Regions from separate parts of the Homo sapiens genome. Here region 2 is linked to region 1. Evidence: read pairs that join two places in POLR2A ChIA-PET (ENCODE). Cell type or tissue: PC-3. All regions are shown on one strand. Links, peaks and the distances in the headings refer to the core of each region. The heading gives the core; the rest is flanking DNA.

Region 1 (4,401 bases), core at 299-4,298:
CAGTGTAACACAACTGCAGAATGTCCACAATTTTTGATAAATTATAAGAAATAAAGTCCAAAATATTTCATAAATATATCTTTTAGAGTTTTTTAAATCATAGAAATTTGCACTCACCAAAGCAAATTCATCTACATGAATTCTGGTTTTTTCTATTTCTCCACCTATACATTTAGGGAGAATTGATGACTCAGCTCCTTTAGCAAATAATAACTTCTCACCTAGAGACAAAAAAAATGAGTTATCAGACTCTTAATATTACATAAATAAAAATTCATGAAAGTTTAGATTGGTTACCTGAAGGTGCCTGAACAATTACACTCATTCTCCTACGATCTGAATCAAATTCCAGAATATGAAGCAGTTTGTACCTAAACAAAAGAAAGTAAGAAAGACAAAAACTTTACTTTTTTTAAAATAATATTAAGTGACTATATGGAAATAATCCATATATAAGATAAAATGGCTAATTGAGAACAAGAATTAATACCATTTTCATGATGATAGGTTACATGCCATTAATAACAAAACAGGGAAGAAATAGAAGAGACTGACATTGAGTAATTACCAAATGCCATGTATTTTACACACCTTATGTCATTTAATATCCATGAGAGGCCAAGAAAGTAGGTCTTATCTCATTTTTATAGATGAGGACTATTAACCTCAGAAAGATTAAGTAATTTGCCTAAAGTCAGGTAAGCTTGTGAGTGGCAGAGCAAGAACTGGAATCCAGATCTGCCCAGCTCCATGTTTTTCTGACTAAAAAAGGTAACTGATTCTCAACGCTTTTTTCTGTCCTAATACACCTGACAAACACAACACACATTAATATCAAAGGCTCATTATAGCAGTGACTGTGAACCTGGGTGTGTGTGTGCGGGGGTCCATTCCCTCGTGCCTCTCTAGGGAGCTGTAAAAGAATTTGTGTGGCTACATGAGGTGTGGCTTAAAGTCTTCCAGATGAATCTTACACAGTGATTTACATATGAAATCTTTACACATCTCCAAGAAAAACAGTGAGTTGAATAATGGTTTATAAGTTGATAAAATAAGCTAGACAGGCTCTCACATGAAAGTAGCCAAAGAATGGGCCCTATCTAGTATGGAAAAGCATAGTTTGGAAAAGCACAGCTGGAATTGACATATGATCAGAATTGCTAAAACCATGAAAGGAGTAAGTATATTAAGCATGAACTAATTTATCAAAGAATGGAAAAACTAGATATAGACAGCTGTTCCTTCATGTTTGAAAGATAAAAATCACAGGAAATACAAGGAAAGTTTTCTTTATTCAGTGAGAAGAACCTATAAAACTCACTACCCAGAAGCATCTAAAAATAAACATACAAGTAAATTCAAGAATCATTAAGTTAAAATATAGATGAAATATTCAAAGCATACTATTGTTATAACTATGATGAGATACAATATAATGTTAACATCATTCTAGAGCAGAGTTCAGTAACTTTTTCTGTAAAGGGCCAGAGAGTAAATATTTCAGGCTTTGCAGGCCATACATGGTCTCTGTTGCATATTTTACCTCTTTTTAAAACAACCCTTTAAAAATGTAATGTGGGCCAGGCACAGTGGATCACACCTGTAATCCCTGCATTTTGGGAGGCCAAGGTGGGTGGATCTCTTGAGGCTAGGAGTTTCAGACCAGCCTGGTCAACATTTCCACTAAAAATACAAAAATTAGCCAGGCATAGTGGCGCATGCCTGTAATCCCAGCTACCTGGGAGGCTGAGGCACAAGCATCACTTGAACCTGGGAGGTGGAGGCTGCAGTGAGCCAAGATTGTGCCACTGCACTCCAGCCTGGGTGACAGAGCAAGATTCTGTCTCAAAAAAAAAAAAAAAAAAAAAAGTAATGTGACTTGTGGGCTGTAGAAAAACAGAAAATATAGGCCACATTTGCCCTGTGAGCTACAGTTTACTGATCCTTATTCTATACTATATACACTTAACACAGAAAACATTCCAATATATGAAAAAAAATTACCGTTCCAGTTTTCCAAGAGTTTTAACCTCCATAGTTTCTTCAGAATTGCCAATAAACACAATACCAATCCTAGACATCAAAAGGATAAAAAAGTGAGACTTAAGAAATAATACTGCATATTTCACAATGTCACTATAGCTTAACTTGAATAAAAACATTTAAAATCAAAGTTCAAAATGCATTTAAAAATATTTCCTTTTAATATTACAACTTTGGTGCCAGGAGTGGTGGCTCATGCCTGTCATCCCAGCACTTCAGGAGGCCAAAGCGGGTTGATCACCTGAGGGTAGGAGTTCAAGACCAGTCTGGCTAACATGGCGAAACCCAATCTCTACTAAAAATACAAAAATTAGCCAGGTGTGGTGCCCTGTGCCTGTAGTCAGTCCCAGCTACTCAGGTGTCTGGGTCAGGAGAATGGCTTGAACCCCAGAGGCTGCATTGAGCTGAGATCACACCACTGCACTCCAGCCTGGGTGACAGAGTGAGATTCCATCTCAAAAAAAGAAAAAAAAATATATATATATTTTATATATATTCTTATATATTCTTTTTAATATATATTTTTATTTATATATGTTATATATAATAATTTTTATTTATTACTTACATATTTTTATAAAATGTATATAAAAATATATAAATATATATACACATACACAAACATATATATATACTTTTAAGGACTAGAAGGATTAGAAGGATCAGAGTAGGTGTAGTACAACATATGCACAAGCATTTTTAATAAATTCTATTACACAGATTTTTATAGTAATCAGATTTTCAAAGAGATCTTAAAAAAAGACTCAATGCAAGCTTGATAATAAAATGACTTCAAATTGTCATTTAAAATTTAAATTGTACTTCTATTTTTATGTATTTATATGAATTCTGACAACTTAAAATGACGAATTTATGTTTGAAAATTTTAAATGATGATTCTAATATTGTTACATTTATTTAAATGGTGTTTTTCCGAAGATTTGGAAATCAGACTAAATTACCTTGCAGCAGCTTCTACTAGAGCCTTTTCATCTGGTGAAGATGCATAGTACTCCAACTGCGATGGTGCCAGGTTGGATTGCCAGGGACCATCACCAGTGCAGTCAGTTTGAACATTGCTAATCTGTACAGTGTGACAGAGACTGACTGCTTTAAAGAAGAGATCATGTTCTTTAATCTGTAAAAATGTAATTAATATTCATGATAAAAATATCATTTCCACATACCATTTAGGAAACCAGAGGCAAAATTCTAAGATCTAGAACAAGAGTGCTACAACCTTGATTGCCTGAATAACAGTTGGTTGTTTCTGCCTTCAAAAAGTAAAATGTCACATTTGCTTAGGACCCTTCAACACGTGAGCATCTTTTTAGGAGGTACAACCACATTGCAAGTAGAGGGGAACACTTTTTTATAGAAGAAGTGAGGTCTCAAAAAGTATTAAATAAATTTAAGCTCTATTTTTCAAAGAAAGTCTTCTTCACTTCAAGGCAGTAAGGGCTTTTCTTAACTACGTTCCATTTAAATACTCAAAGAGCTAAGGCAGACACGTATTAAATAACAAGTTAAACTGGGCTGTAACAACAAATTCTTAGGATTATATTTTATATTGTTGAATCAAATATATGAATTTCAAATGTATATTCCTTGCTCTACTGACACAAACTTTTTTTCCTGCAACTCATCAACTACTGAAGAGAATTATTTCATATGAAACCCTTATTTATTAATTTAAAAATTACTTACTAGTTCAGTTTCATTTTCAGGACTGGTTCTGAAAGAGGAACTGGTTGTAAGATGGGATAAGTTGTTAAGATGGGATAAACTACTAAGATAAGATAAGTTTCCTTCTGAAGAGTCTGGTGTTGGTCCTTCGGGTACAAGTCTACCATTAATTTCTTGGTATTTCATGCCATTAATTGAACATTCCCGAAACTGCATCTCATTTTCTGTCAGTGTACCAGTTTTATCTGTAAACACGTACTCTACCTATAGAGATAGAAAACAAAAGAAAATAAACCTTTGTGTTCATGGTCCTATGTTAAACAAGAAAAAAATCTCTGTCCTCGCTCTCCTGAAGTCCAGTTTATCTATTAATATTGATATATGGATGCTGAGATTCTTATAATCCAAGCACAATTAAATAAATATAGATGCCAAGGAAAGAAAACAGGGTAACACAAAATAGTTTAAAGCTACATAGATTTTGAAGTTTGTGGCATCTTTACGTACATGTTTATCTGTAGAATTGACGAGAATTTGGTATTAATGCTTCTTTTCTTTTTCTTGGCTAAGGTATTTTAAGTAGTAGGACTCTAAGAATTATCTCTAAAGCAGGGTGGAAAGGATGCTTAATAATGTAGAATGGGAAAGGGTATCCGAGTGAGGAGAAATAGT
Region 2 (4,401 bases), core at 125-4,124, 1.1 Mb before region 1:
TGTATGTTGACCCTCATTTTGCCCTTCAGAGCCCACAGACAATGGGAGACCTTTAGCCATTTGAAGAGAGATGCCTTAATTCTCCCTGGGCCTTTGCTTTAGGGAAGAGAAGGGGAGGTAATGTTTGCCAAGTGTCTTCTGTGCACCAGGCATTTTTCTCATTTTTGATGTCTCATTTAGTCATCATTTAATCATAAGAATAGCATTTTTCTCATGTAAATCTAACTGGCCTGAGCAGAGGTTGAACCTGTGACTTGACCTCCTTGTTGCCACCAGGCAGTAAACCATTCAGTACTCGTGGACCATGTCAAAAACTATTTGTTCAACTATCAGACACTGTACTTAGTTTTATGAGGATACTGCCTTTCCTCAAGGTGCTCAGAGTCCAAAGAAGGAGACAGACACAGTATTAGGTTAAGTCACGGGGCCTGGATCACACAGTTAGCAAGTGCTAGTGAAGTTGGGATTTAGATAAAGACCCATCTGCCTCCAGAATCCATGCTCCGTCCACACTACCACTCTCCCTTCCTTCCTGGGGACACTTGAACTGGCACGGGGTTGTAAACAAGTGACCCTTTTGAAGTCATCTGTCTGTCCCTTGAAAACTTTCAACACCACTTTGAGAACTCTTTATCTTGCCTAAGGATACTCAGTTAATCATAGACTTGGTGTTCTACTTTTTTGTGGGATTGATGGTATAAATATTCCTCAGATTTTTGGAAATGTTTTGCATGCAACAGTGTCCATGGTTTTTATTGAAAATTAATTATGTATACACCCTGGAGAAAAATCATAATAAAATGATTTTTAAGAGTCCTGCCCTCTCTTCTGGCAAACAACAAAAACAAGTAAATAAAGAATATGGGTGGCCAGGCGTGGTGGCTCATGCCTGTAATCCCAGCACTTTGGGAGGCCGAGGTGGGTGGATCACTTGAGGCCAGGAGTTTGAGACGAGCGTGACCAACATGGCGAAACCCTGTCTCTACTAAAAATATAAAAATTAGCTGGGTGTAGTGGTGCATGCCTGTAACCCCAACAGGAGAATTGCTTGAACCCGGAAGCGGAAGCTGCAGTGAGCCAAGATCGCACCACTGTACTCCAGCCTGGTTGACAGAGCAAGACTCCATCTCAAAATAATAATAATAATAATAAAATGATTTTTAAAAGCCCTACCCTGTCTTCTAAAAAATGACAAAAACAAGTAAATGAAGAACATGGGTTAGCAGCAGAATAGGAAAGAGGCTGGGCCTAAGAATGACGGTGGGATACTGGAATGTGTGCGGCATATTTACTTTCCCCAAAGGGCTTCCATTCCTGTTATCTCAGGTGTCTCCACAGAAACCCATGAGATAGGCAGCTAATGAGTGAGAAAACAGGTAAGTGGCCTGCTGAGTCATCAGGGTGACAGTTCTGTATGGGTAGACTACAGTTAATGTGTTTTTCCTCAAGTCCTTAGCGATGAGTGGTTAGTAGTCTCTAAATGACCCTCCTCTCTGTGTGCCTTGTCCAGGGTAAACTGGTTGGAATCTGTGGCAGTGTGGGAAGTGGAAAAACCTCTCTCATTTCAGCCATTTTAGGCCAGGTAAGATTTTTGTTATTGTCCTTTTCTGCTGCTTTCTCTGGTTTGCAAGAGTCTCAGGAAAAACGAACAAATTTCCTGGAGAGTCAGGAAAGGTGGAAACAAATGAACCCTCAGCCTGCATTGTATGCCCCCAATCCCCCGCAGTTCCCCCCAGTTCTCCCCCTTCACAGCCTTCTGCCTGGAAGGAGGCCTGGTGGGCGCCTGATGGATGACTGACTGTTGTCCCAGCTGGAACCATTTGGTCTCATGCCTTCTTTCATTCAGCATGTATCTATTGAGTGCCACAGGTATGCCCGTGTATTGAAAATGTCAGAGATAAGAGATGAGCAGACACCCTACACTGCAGCGCTGCCAACAGAGTTAACCTGTAAAGAAGCAGGGCGGCCAGCACTCCCAGCCTCTCTGTCAGACAGGACTGTCAGGGTTTGATCTAGAAGCAAAGCCCCTCTGTTTTCTGCCTAATCCCTGAAAGAGTCATGCCCTTGGGGAGTTCATGGTCCAGTGGGGAGCAAGGCCTTGAGAACACAACAAGCACATCTCCAGGCAGGGAGTGAACAGCGTGCAGGGCCCAGCACACGGTGGCCAGTGCTGAGAGTGAGGGACAGGATGGGGCCGGAGTCATCCCACTGAGACACACTATCATTGCTGTGTTTTAGAATCAAACAATCCAGAAAAAAAAAAAAAACAAGGTGCCCACATGCTTTTACATTAGAATTAAATTAACTTGACTTAGATGGTTGAGATGAGCATAAACTTATGATTATCTCTACACCCTGATGGATAAGGTCCACTGAATTGAAATGAAACAGAGGGGGAGCAGGGGTGCTTTTGTAGCCCCCAGATTATGGAATGCTTTCTTGTCTTGTTTGGCATCAGCTGTCACAGTTGGTGAGTTGTGGTCCTCCTTGAGGGTGGTGGTGCCTGGGGCTGTCTGAGTCAGATCATGGCAGGCATCACCTCCACCTTCTGCTTTATGACACTCTCCAGTGGCTGGGCCCAGCCATTGGTCTTGTAAAAAGCACCAGACTTCCTAGGTGATTTATGATGACCAACCAGATTTGGAGGGCCAGTGAGGAGAGACAGAGATGGGGGGAGGGGGAGAAGGAAAGAAAAGGTCAATTCGTAAGTGCTGCTCTGCCATCTAGCAATGTGCTCCTTTTTCCAGGGTTGACTAGGCAGTGGTTAGGTTGAAAACCAAGTCAGGCTTTGCTTCTGGACAAATCCTGGCAACCCTGTCTCTGGCAGGGAAACGGGTTGGGCTGGTCAGCCCTGCTTTAACTGTAGTTTACATCTGTTGATAGCGCTGCAATGTGCGGTGTTTGTGCAGCAGCCAGAAGTGCCGGCTTTCCACAGTAGACCCCCTGGGGACTTCTGAACCCTTTGAAGTGCACATCAGAATGCTACCAGTTTGTGGTGTACGTAGGTACACCTGTGTGTGTACACGCTGTGTGAGGGTGTTTGAGAAGACCAGCTTATATGAACAAGTACTGCACAGGCTGGTTAGTGAAACTTTGCTTCAAAGCTGTAGCATCCCTAAACCAAGACAAATGTCTACTATCAGTCCCAAACAAAAGAAATCATGGAAGGGGGTAAAATGGATAAGTCAATTCATATCAAACCATTGCAACTGAACACAAACTTCAAAGCACATGGTTCATCACTGCTTGTGGGCAGGCAAGGTCCATCATTGGTAAATGGACACTGTGTATATATTATAAATACTAGGTGATGTCTAACCTGGACTTTTTTTTTCCCTTGGTCCTCATTTCATAGAAGCAACTGGTCTAGCCAGCATCCTAGGTAATTGCCTTGGATGAGTTGGCCTGCCCCCATGTTGAGGCAGGGATTAGCTGGAAACCCCTACAGCATCCTCTCCAGGAGAATTCTGCAAGAACCTCTTGCTTGTGCTTCTCCTAATTTAAACAGTTTGCACACAGCAAATGGGCTGCAGAGGGAAGTGTTTGCCTTCAAGTTATGGGTTATGCTGAGCTCCCATCACACATAAGCAAGGAGAACTTTGATTTTCTTTGCTGCTTAGCTCTCTTTGGAATTAAAGGTGGAATCTGGATTTGGGTCCAAAAAGCATCCCGGGAAATTACCAGAGCTAGATTCCATTGTGGAAGGTGGGGGTTCCGTTGGCATAGGGTGATGGTTTTGAGTTATGATGCCATTGGATGGTGTCTCTCTCCCTAGATGACGCTTCTAGAGGGCAGCATTGCAATCAGTGGAACCTTCGCTTATGTGGCCCAGCAGGCCTGGATCCTCAATGCTACTCTGAGAGACAACATCCTGTTTGGGAAGGAATATGATGAAGAAAGGCAAGGAATGTTTGGCTTCTGTCATGCTTTCCATCTTGGCCGCGTGAGATGCAAGGCAGCCCTAGTCAGCAGGCTCTGCTCCCGCCGTGTCCCTGACGCTGTCTCTTTGTGTCCTCCAGATACAACTCTGTGCTGAACAGCTGCTGCCTGAGGCCTGACCTGGCCATTCTTCCCAGCAGCGACCTGACGGAGGTACAGGCCTTCCGCCCCTGACCAGGCATTTAGCAGAGTGGCAGAGCTGGGCCAGAGCTGCTCCTGGGAGTGCAACTGAAATGCTTGGGAGAAGAGCCTCACAGGGAGTTAGGCTGTCATTAGGCCTTTGTGTTAGGAAAGCATGTGTCCATTAGGGCAGGGATGTTAACACTGCTTGTTTTAAGGTTGTAAGTATTTTCTGTGTCTTGGGGATTGTAAACAAAATCCCATTGTTGACTCAGAGTTGATGTTTTTTATTCTATCCAGATATTTTTAAAACTACAAGTAAGCGTGTGCATGTTGAGCATC

Evidence for each region. Peaks named below come from ENCODE experiments on the same cell type or tissue, not always from the same donor. Only the 100,000 strongest peaks of a DNase experiment are listed, where the experiment ranks them.
Region 2: POLR2A ChIA-PET joins it to region 1 with 5 read pairs; 2 of 35 experiments call an interaction of 5 or more read pairs at or near these places.

Annotation. Positions count from the first base shown.
Region 1 is chr3:182,865,048-182,869,448 of GRCh38, reverse strand. ATP11B (ATPase phospholipid transporting 11B (putative)) reads right to left here. Exons shown (of 30, transcript NM_014616.3): 13 at 3,751-3,993; 14 at 3,006-3,181; 15 at 2,005-2,073; 16 at 298-371; 17 at 118-221. Among named protein-coding and RNA genes, the nearest start is that of ATP11B, 74 kb to the right of the region's middle. In PC-3, for the core only: no CTCF peak of the experiment used is centred there; no DNase peak of the experiment used is centred there.
Region 2 is chr3:183,964,876-183,969,276 of GRCh38, reverse strand. It overlaps ABCC5 (ATP binding cassette subfamily C member 5), which reads left to right. Exons shown (of 30, transcript NM_005688.4): 12 at 1,511-1,582; 13 at 3,776-3,900; 14 at 4,020-4,092. Among named protein-coding and RNA genes, the nearest start is that of ABCC5-AS1, 39 kb to the left of the region's middle. In PC-3, for the core only: no CTCF peak of the experiment used is centred there; a DNase peak (open chromatin) is centred at 2,596; H3K27ac peaks cover 1,772 bases.